2 separate regions of the Homo sapiens genome follow, and region 2 is linked to region 1. Evidence: read pairs that join two places in POLR2A ChIA-PET (ENCODE). Cell type or tissue: Caco-2. All regions are shown on one strand.

What was found. ChIA-PET counts read pairs that join two places held together with the same protein. Peaks named below come from ENCODE experiments on the same cell type or tissue, not always from the same donor. Only the 100,000 strongest peaks of a DNase experiment are listed, where the experiment ranks them.
Region 2: POLR2A ChIA-PET joins it to region 1 with 6 read pairs; 3 of 35 experiments call an interaction of 5 or more read pairs at or near these places.

The regions. Positions count from the first base shown.
Region 1 is chr11:28,166,511-28,171,510 of GRCh38, forward strand. All of the region lies in intron 3 of METTL15 (methyltransferase 15, mitochondrial 12S rRNA N4-cytidine), which reads left to right. Among named protein-coding and RNA genes, the nearest start is that of METTL15, 61 kb to the left of the region's middle. RefSeq lists a silencer at 3,409-3,609. In Caco-2, no CTCF peak of the experiment used is centred here; a DNase peak (open chromatin) is centred at 2,411.
Region 2 is chr11:28,092,285-28,097,284 of GRCh38, forward strand. KIF18A (kinesin family member 18A) reads right to left here. Exons shown (of 17, transcript NM_031217.4): 3 at 2,359-2,516. Among named protein-coding and RNA genes, the nearest start is that of KIF18A, 13 kb to the right of the region's middle. In Caco-2, no CTCF peak of the experiment used is centred here; no DNase peak of the experiment used is centred here.

The sequences.
Region 1 (5,000 bases):
CATTTTTGATATTATGAGCCATAATGTGTAGTTTAAATTCTGAATTCTAGAGAACTTACGTTCTGGTTCAGGATTCATTTGTGATGTTTTATTAAATTACTTTTAAGTGGTTCTGGAATCTTAGGCTGGGACTTCACAATGAAAAAATGCTGAAACTGGCCAGGCATAGTGGCTCATGCCTGTAACCTCAGCACTTTGGGAGGCCAAGGTGGGCAGATCACCTGAGGTCAGGAGTTCAAGACCAGCCCGGCCAACATGGTGAAAACTGTCTCTACCAAAAAGGCAAAAATTAGCCAGGCATGGTAGTGAATGCCTGTAGTCCCAGCTACTCCGGAGCCTGTGGCAGGAGAATCACTTGAACCTGGGAGGTGGAAGCTGCATTGAGTCAAGATCGTGCCAGTGCACTCCAGCCTGTGTGACAGAGTGAGACTCCATCTCAAAAAAATAAATAAAAATACTGAAAATGAAAATGCATATTTCATCTATTCTTTCTATATCCGGCACTTCTGACCTAACCTTTTGATTGTATTTGTTATTCTTTTGTTCTTTTGTTTGTCCTTCTGAATTAGGAAGTTTGGTATTGATAGACACAGTCATTAAATAATGGAGCTTTCAGGAACTTTGAGTGATCTTTGCTTATTTAAACAAATGAATGTGGCTAATTATTACAGCGGGAGTTAGGATGGGTATATTTTGGGTGACTATGAGTTGGAAGTCTTGTCTGTAACCAAGAAACTGACTCTGGCTGTCTTATGCAGAAAAGGAATTTATTGAAGTAGGTTGGGCAGCTCTCAGAATCAGCAAGAACATGGGAGAACCAGATCTGAAAATGAGCAGAAATCAAGGAAAGCTCAGCAGTGGCAAACACAACCAGGGTCGTGCCACCAAATAGTCCACCTTGCGAATCTGTCACTGGTTCAGCTCTGCTGGATTCTCAATCTTGTTGCTGCTGAATTCTCAACACTGTTACCACCGTAGTACTTTTTTCTCTATGCAGATAATTTTTTAACTGTCCCTGAGTCTTAGCAGCCCTCCAGGATTCAGTATTCCAGTTGGGAACATCTAATTATGTAAGTATAAGTCATTTGATGCTAAGGAATGAGAGCCTAATGGATCATCTAGTCACTGGGGCTTACATAAGATGAGATGGAGTAGCATTTCCTATCACAGAATCCCACAGTACGAGATTCACCTGTATATACTAGATTCATATCTAGTATCAATATACTAGATACGAAAAAATATATAAATTTATACTGTAATGACAAAATCCTATAATCTTTCTCAGATGTTATTTCAACACCTTATCAACTTTATCATCTGCTTAGATTTTCTTTTATCCAACATAAGTTAACTTTTTTATTGAGGTTCTTTCCTTGGTTTAATATTTAGCCTTTGAAGTGGTGGACAAAAATTGCATTGATTTTATAAAACCTTTTTATATTCTAAAAGACAGGAATGCACCAGTCCATTTTTTTTAGAATTAAAATTAGAAGATCGAAATGAAGATTATTTAAAACCTGTAATTCATTATTTTTATATACATTTAGGGAAAGATTCCTATACTGACATCAGTTTTTTACTTTCTTTTTCTTTCTCTTCCTCTGGTTTTCTTCCCTCCCATCCTGTATTAAGCCCTCTTTGTCTTTGCCCATATTTATTGAACACTTCTATATTCAGGCATGGATGTTTTTCTTTTAGAAAAAATAAGACAATGTCACCCTCATCCTCATCCTTGAGGAAACTCACAGTCCAGTGTAGAATGATAGACAAGCATATGTAAACTAATTTCATTAGCAAGTAAGCAATTACTGCTGTAATTGAGAAATAAAAAAAAAAACCTATAAAGATCAGAAATCTTTCTTAAATAGATCATATTGAGTAGGGTAAGTAATGAACATAATCTTGCATTCATTCTTGTTCTTTTAGAGCAAACAATCAGTAGTTTAAATGATGCTTTTTTTTTTTAATTATACTTTAAGTTTTAGGGTACATGTGCACAACATGCAGGTTAGTGACATATGTATACATGTGCCACGTTGGTGTGCTGCACCCATTAACTCATCATTTAACATTAGATATATCTCCTAATGCTATCCCTCCCCCTCCCCCCATGCCACAACAAGCCCTGTGATGCTTTTTGTTAAGGAGAAATTTTAAAATACAGAAAAACACAAACTGTAGTACAAATATTACCCATATTCTCATGTACCTGAATTATATAATATAGAACATATTTGTGGAATGTTAGTGCATTCCACACCAAAAAATGGTATTTATCACACCATTTAAAAATTTACATGGAGAAGACATTGCAACAGATGAAACAGCCGGTGGGAAAATGCTGACACTGAAAACAGAGGGCAATTCAGGGAAGCCAGAGCGTAAGACAGAAGATGGAAGCAAGTGACTGGAGGCAGGTCAGGACCAGATTAGAATGACCTTTGGGCCACAGTAGGAATTTGGACTTTAACCTGTAGGCAACAGGGAATCACTAAAGGTTTTGAAATAGAAGAGAGACATGCCCATAAGATGCTAAGATGAAGTTTCACAAGGTAAAGTGGAGGTTAGACCAAAATGGAGAGAGACTGGTAGAGAAAACTGATTAAAATGTATGTTTAATAATGTAGGCAAATGGTGGTGAGAGTTTAAATAAAGCAATCATCATTACTATTGTGAGAGGGGAATAGATTTGACAGAGAAATATGAATTCTGTATTCAAAAAACTAGATAGGGTTATTAGTGGACAAACAAATTCAGGAGCCGTGGCTGTTATAAGTACTTTGACAACTTCACATAGTAAAGATTCTCCAGATATTTTTTATCTTGGTTGTTCAAATATTTGAAAGCTTTAGATTTAAAACTGATATTATGATTTGAAGATTTTTACTGCTTTCATATTTCTATAATATTTTTAAAATTATATTAGAAATTAAAAGCAAGTTGATATAGAAGAAAACAAGCATTAAAATGTTGATCTGGATCTATAGATCTGAAAGATGATGTACCAGAATTACTGGCTGTGGAATCACAGGAGGTGATTTCTGTTTTGTTTTTGAAATTCCTTAGTCATTTTTTTGAATGATGAACACTATTTTTTAACATTAAAACTTGTTTTTAACATAAGAAACACATAGTAAACACTCCCGTTTCTTGAGCTATTTACCAGAGTTGTGAAACCTTATTTAGATAACTACGTTAATCATAAATCTATGGCTATGTGAATAATATAAATAATTCAAAGTTAATATAAGCCTTTCTTTCACAAAACACTTGGTTTTCAAAACCTAATGCAAACTCCTACTAGATAAGAATAATTCTATTCTCTTACTTTTGCAGCAGAGTGTTGTTATTTTAAATAAAGTGATTTTGAAAATTTTTCCTAAAGCCTGAACACAAGCAAAATTTGTATTTGCTTATTTACTAATGATTTTCTTCTACTCTGATAACCCTGGTTGAGTGGGTGGTTGAGTAAGTATGCTCTGGTGTGGGGGGTAGGATGTGGTTCCTGTTGGGCTTCTGTACTGAGTGACTAGGCTGACAGCTGGTTGCTTTGTTTGGGAGATTCTAAATTTTAGTGACTGTAGGTCTTTTCTCTTCTGCTGATCAGATTTTCCAGAGAATTCTCTAATCTCTCACCAGAAGATAGCAATAGGTTGCTCAGAACCAAGTCACGGAGCTGTGATCCCAGAGCACAGGATGGGGACTTGGACTTAATTGCTTTCATTTCATTTTCTCTGACCTCTGCTGTGCCTGGTAACCTAGCACCTAGGTTTTCCTGGTTGGTTTCTCCAGATAATGAATTTCTTGTCTCTTAGGAAGCATGAGGAGAGGAAGGGGTTGTGGGTGAAGCTGTTAGCGGAAAGGGATCTCAATCCAGACCCCAAGAGAGGGTTCTTGGACCTTGTGTAAAAACAATTTGGGGTGAGTCCATAAAGTGAAAGCAAGTTTATTAAGAAAGTAAAGGAATAAAAGAATGGCTACTCCATAGGCAGAGCAACAGCTTGGGCTGCTTGATTGATAATACTTATAATTATTTCTTGAGTATACGCTAAACTAGGGGTGTATTATGCATGAGTTTTCTGGGAAAGAGGTGGGCAATTCCCAGAGCTGAGGGTTCATCTCCTTTTTAAACCATATAGGGTAACTTCCTGACATTGCCATGGCATTTGTAAACTGTCATGGCCCTAGTGAGAGTGTCTTTTAGCATTCAAATGCATTATAAATTGTGTATAATGAGCAGTGAGGAGGACCAGAGGTCATTTTCATCGCTATCTTGGTTTTGGTCGGTTTTGGCCAGCTTCTTTATTGCAACCTGTTTTATCAGCAATGTCTTTGTGACCTGTATCTTGTGCTGACCTCCTGTCTCATCCTGTGACTTACAATGCCTAACCTCCTGTGTTTCAGCCTTATTGTACCCAGCCCCTATTCAAGATGGAGTCGCTGTGGTTCGAACACCTCTGAGAAAACTAATCCTTATGCAGAATTCCAACCATTACTGCTTTTTCTATCCCATCTCTTCTGTCTTCTGGAGAAGCTGGCCACTACTTCAGCTCCCTTGGACTATTAGGTTTCCACTTATGTTCTGTTCCATCTTTGAGCACTTGTTGACATCTCTCATCTTTGTTCTTGGGAATTTATACCTTTTTATATTTCTTTAAGCTTAAGTGGAGTTTTGGGAGTGAATATTAATTTTAAAATGAGAGAAAGATAAATAATGCATGGTAGTTGAAGTGTCATGCGGAGAACACTAAACTTGAGATCAAGTGACCTCAGATCAGTCTTAACTCTTTGTGACTTGTAGTGCAGCACTAGGTAAGTGGCCTGGCTTTTTAAAGCCTTTGTTTCTTATTTCCATGATAGAGGCAATATTACCCATCATATTAGGTTGTATTGAGGCTCATAAGAGAGGATGTATATGAAAAGGTTTGCCAAATGTTCTTAATGTAATTTTTTAAAAACGTAACTGGAAAGTGAGATAAAACAATTTGTCTTAATTG
Region 2 (5,000 bases), 74 kb before region 1:
ATACCAAGGACAGGTGGTATTTGTTTCGGTTATCCTTCAATTACATTAATTTTGACATATAATTACTAATAATAAATTTCAAAAGGAGACCCATTTGAATGATGAGGGAACTAAGACTCTGAGAGGTTAAATGATTTGTCCATGGTCATAAAGGTATTAGCAGAGTAGGAACTGGAGCCTAGACAGCTTCACTCTACTGCATCATACTGAATACATATCTGTAGTTTATATCTCTGGCCATTTTTTAAAAAGTAATTTTTATAAGTAACACACATTTCTATGTAGTACTAGTGACCCGATTTTATGAATTTATTAAAGGTATAAAGTTTATTACTTGCTAACCAAATGACAATTACAACTATTACTGACAAGATTTAAGAAAAAAAATAACAAAATTTAGTCTCTAAAAAATTATTTTGTGTTATTTCCTTCTGTGTTCTAATAAGTAGCTCATAGTGATAATTCATTGCTGGTACAATTCTCTACAATGAATGATAGGCATTAGAATGTAATAAACCCTTAAAAGTAGTAAAATGATAATATGAAGAAATATTTTTAAATCATATCTTTTTGATGAGCAGCAGTCACTTTACTATTGCTTCCCCTTACCCACTTCAATCATAACAAATCAAAAATTAGAATAATTGTTCTCAAGCTGGTCTATGTATGACACTCACCAAGGAGCATTTAAAAAACACAGATGCCTCAGCCACACCCCAGACCTACTAAATTAAAATATCCCAAGTGTGAGGCCTAGGCCTATTTTTAAAAAGTTCTATAGGCAATTCTGGTGCACAGCTTGAGTAGAAAACCATATTATACACTGCCTTATCATTAATAATATGAAAGTAGATTAAAAGAAAAAATAAAAATTGTGAAAATAACCAAACTTCAAAATTCTCCCAGTTATAAAAAGGATCTAAGGAAAAAATAATGAATGCTGGCACCCTCTTTTCCCAATTGAGTTCAGAACAATTCTTTTCATAGTTAACCAACCAAAGAAAATGAGTTTTACTTCTTTTTTATCTATAAGTTCTAATGAAGAAATTTTTAGCAACATATATGATTTTAATCAATCTTTGGAAGAAATTCTCAGTAGGGACCAAACTACAAGATGTTAATAAGAGAGAAATTTTATGGCACCAGAAATAAATAGGCAATGAAATCAGGGTTTTTATGTTTCTGCACTGGTTTCTGAAACACTATTTGAATGCAAAGTTAGAGTGTCTGCCACTTAGTTACCATTTGTTGACTATTAAGAGGGTAGAAGGCCTCAAAGAATGATGGGGTATTTCAAAAGGACACAAGAGACAACATGAAGAAGTCTCAACTAGCCAAATCTTACACAATTTGAACATACAAAAAATGATTACAGAAAGGGATTATAATCTATTCAATAAAGTAAAAATGCAGGAGGCTGATATAATAAGGGGAAAACTCTTCCTTATAGTAGAAAGTCAATAAAGAAATGTACAAGAAATGATGGAATTTAAAAATCACCATCATCTACCATCATAATAGTAATTGATTCAGTCACCAATCATCAGTGGATACTAATAACAATAGATAAAAGTTTGAGGAGTAAGGAATATTTACATTGTCTACATACATAGTACTTACTAATTATAAATGGTAAAACGTATCTTCAAAGTGGAGAAACTCTACAGACCACAGCATAATAAAACTGATCAAAGTTAACATTCCCAGTATGGGGACTAATCAACGGCTTAAGCCTTTTTTGATGCAGTAAGAAGTGAACATCACTTTGCTTGTGTTACTGTCAGTGCATAATCTGAATCTAATCATGATAAATCCAAACTAAGGATTTTTATGGCAGTGTTATAAAAGACAAAAAATTACAGATTAAGGAGACTAAGATATAACAACTGAATACAATTTTCTTTTACAATAAAGGGTATTAATGAAATAACTAGCAAAATCTCACTAAGATCTACAGATAATTATATTGTATCATTGCTAATTTCCTGATTTTGGTACCTATTTAGCAGTTATTTTTAAAAAGTCCTGTTTTTACAAGTCTGCAACCTAGCTCAGAAAGAAAGAAATGTATACACACACATAGAAAGCAAATGCAGTAAAATGCTAACATATGGGGGATCTGTATGAAGGGTATCTGGAAGTTCTTTGTACTATTGTTGCAACTTCTCTATAAGTCTGAAATTTTGCCAAAGTAAAAAAAAAAAAAATTAACAGAAAAAGATGCATAACAAATATTCAAGACAAGGAATTTTAATGATTTTATATATTCACCGGAAAACTCTTATATAATAAAATCATTTGTATGAATCATGTCAATGATTTCCCAAAACTATTGATTAATCTAAATTCCCAACTTACCTCCAGATATGAAACTGCAGTACTACATATTTTCTCTTCTTTAATCTCATCCATGCATTTGTAAAGGTGTAACATTGTTAGATACATCACTCCAGGTTCATCAGCTGATCCTAGCATAGTGTGGGTCTTCCCAGCACCAGTGGCACCATAGGCAAGTACTGAGTTTTTAAGAAAGGGATCAAAACTCTTTGTTATGAAATATAACTCTATTATATCTACTATCTAGTGGATAGTTCCATCTGGATATCCTGAACAGTATCTTTAAACCCTACAAATCCAAAATTATAGTCTTATCCTTAAAACCTGGGAATGTTACCACAAATCTACTCTTACTCCTATGTTCTTTACTCTGATAAATGGTATCACTACCCCCGGCCCCCCACTCTAACAACTACTCTTTCAAAGCAATCTTAAAATCTCCCTACAGATTAGTCTTCATCTTCCATCTTCTTTATCCTTTGCAATTTGTAGTCATCTTTATGAAAAAGAAATTGGAATACGTTAAACCTTCTTAATTGTTCCAGGTTTACATAAGTTCAAATTCCTCACTTTGGAATATTATAAAGCACTCAGAGGGTGCCTGCTTATTTTGCCAGCCTACTGCTTCCTTGCTGTGATCTAGGGATACTTAATTATTCAATACTCTCAGCATTTGCTGCTCCTTTCTACTCTGCTGTCTTTGTTCTGAGGAGTCCCTCTACTTGATCCAGCTGGAAAACTTCCACCTGCTTCTAAATGCTCAGCACAAATATCATTTTTCTCTGCCTTCCCTCATTGTCCTAGGCAGACACATCCACTCTTTCACTTCAGCCCTTAGTATATGCTGCATATCCACATCCCTCTCTTCTGGCATGTATCACACTGTATTTCCAATTGAGTGCTCCACCAAGGCAGAGGCCATGTATCCTTATCACCTAACAAATCACTTGCCACAAAGCAGGTACTTGAATAAATACCAGATAGATGCCATTTATAAGATTCCTTTTTAAGTTTTTGTTTTAGGTGAATTACTTTGTTTCCTAGATTCTATTCAGTACAAGAAAGTCATGTGAATTTCTTCCAATGTATAAAAAATCCACTCTGTGGGCCAGGCTCGGTGGCTCATCCCTACAATCCCAGTACTTTGGACAGCTAAGGTGGGAGGACTGCTTGAGCCCAGGAGTTTGAGACCAGCCTGGGCAACACAGTGAGACCCTGTATCCACAAAAATTTTCAAAAAATTAGCTGAGGGCAGTGGCTCATTCCTGTAGTCCAGCTATTCAGGAGGCTAAGATGGGAGGATTGCTTAAGCCCAGCAGGTTGAGGCTGCAGTGAGCTGTGATTGTACCAGCGCACTCCAGCCTGGGCAACACAGCAAGACTTCATCAAAAAAAAAAAAAAGACAAAGAAAAAGAAAAAAATCCACTCTGTGAATTACATATGGTAAATACCCAATACAATAATCAGTTAAGGCAATAACTTCTCATATCATTGCAGTGAGCTGTGATTGCACCAGCGCACTCCAGCCTGGGCAACACAGCAAGACTTCATCAAAAAAAAAAAAAAAAAAAAAAAGACAAAGAGAAAGAAAAAAATCCACTCTGTGAATTACATATGGTAAACACCCAATACAATAATCAGTTAAGGCAATAACTTCTCATATCATTATTGGTTGAAAATATTTTTATAAATTCAATCTGTCTGCTAAACCAAATGTTAACAAACCACAAAAATACTTTTCAGTAGGATGAATTAAGATGGTGTATATTTTACTTTGTTCTATTTTATGTAAGCTGGTATATAAGGAAGGTTTAAAATGGCTTATTCTTAAGCTTATTCTTAAGCTGTCTTAAAGACAGGGTAAGAATATAAAGAAAGCCAAAAAGAAACCAAAAATTCAATAGTAGTTTGATAGAGAGTCTACTTTTTTTCTTAGAGTTAAGAAGATTTCAAAATCTCTAGAGACATATGAAGTTTCATGAAAGAGGAAAAGAATATCTTCTTAAAAATGGGAATCACAGTAGTACCAATCAATAAACCACACTCCATCCTTACTTGATCAAGAGGGTATGTCTTCCATGATAAAACTGAAATGAATCAGGAAAAGACAGTGAAACATGTTATAGTTGTGAGCTGTCTTGGGGAAAATATCATAAATACTAATAATTACAAAAATAAGATATTAATAATGGTGTTTAGTGCCTGGTAGGCACTGAAAAACTGGCCATTTTGCATCTTGGGTATCTCTCTCTCTCTCTCTCTTTTTTTTTTTTTAAAAAGGAAATCAACATGGCTTTCTTGAAAGGCCAAAAAAAGCACTAAAGATGCTTCTTGGGCTAACAATGAGCTAAAGGGCATGAGATAATTAACATGGGATCTTAACACTTTTACCCCCTTTCCAATTTTTATTTTAGGTTTGGGGGTACAGTGCAGGTTTGTTACATGGGTAAATTGCATGCTGCGGGGTTTAGTGTACAGATTTTTTCATCACTCAGGTAAGGAGTGTAGTACCCCATAGGTAGTTTTTTGATCCTCAGTCTCCTCCTATCCTTCGCCAACTTAAACATTTTTATTTCAATGTGCCATGAAGAAAAACTGCTGAAAAGAAACTGTCAAATGTTCAGAAATGTCTGACTACTCTCCAGGAATAGATAATTACATAG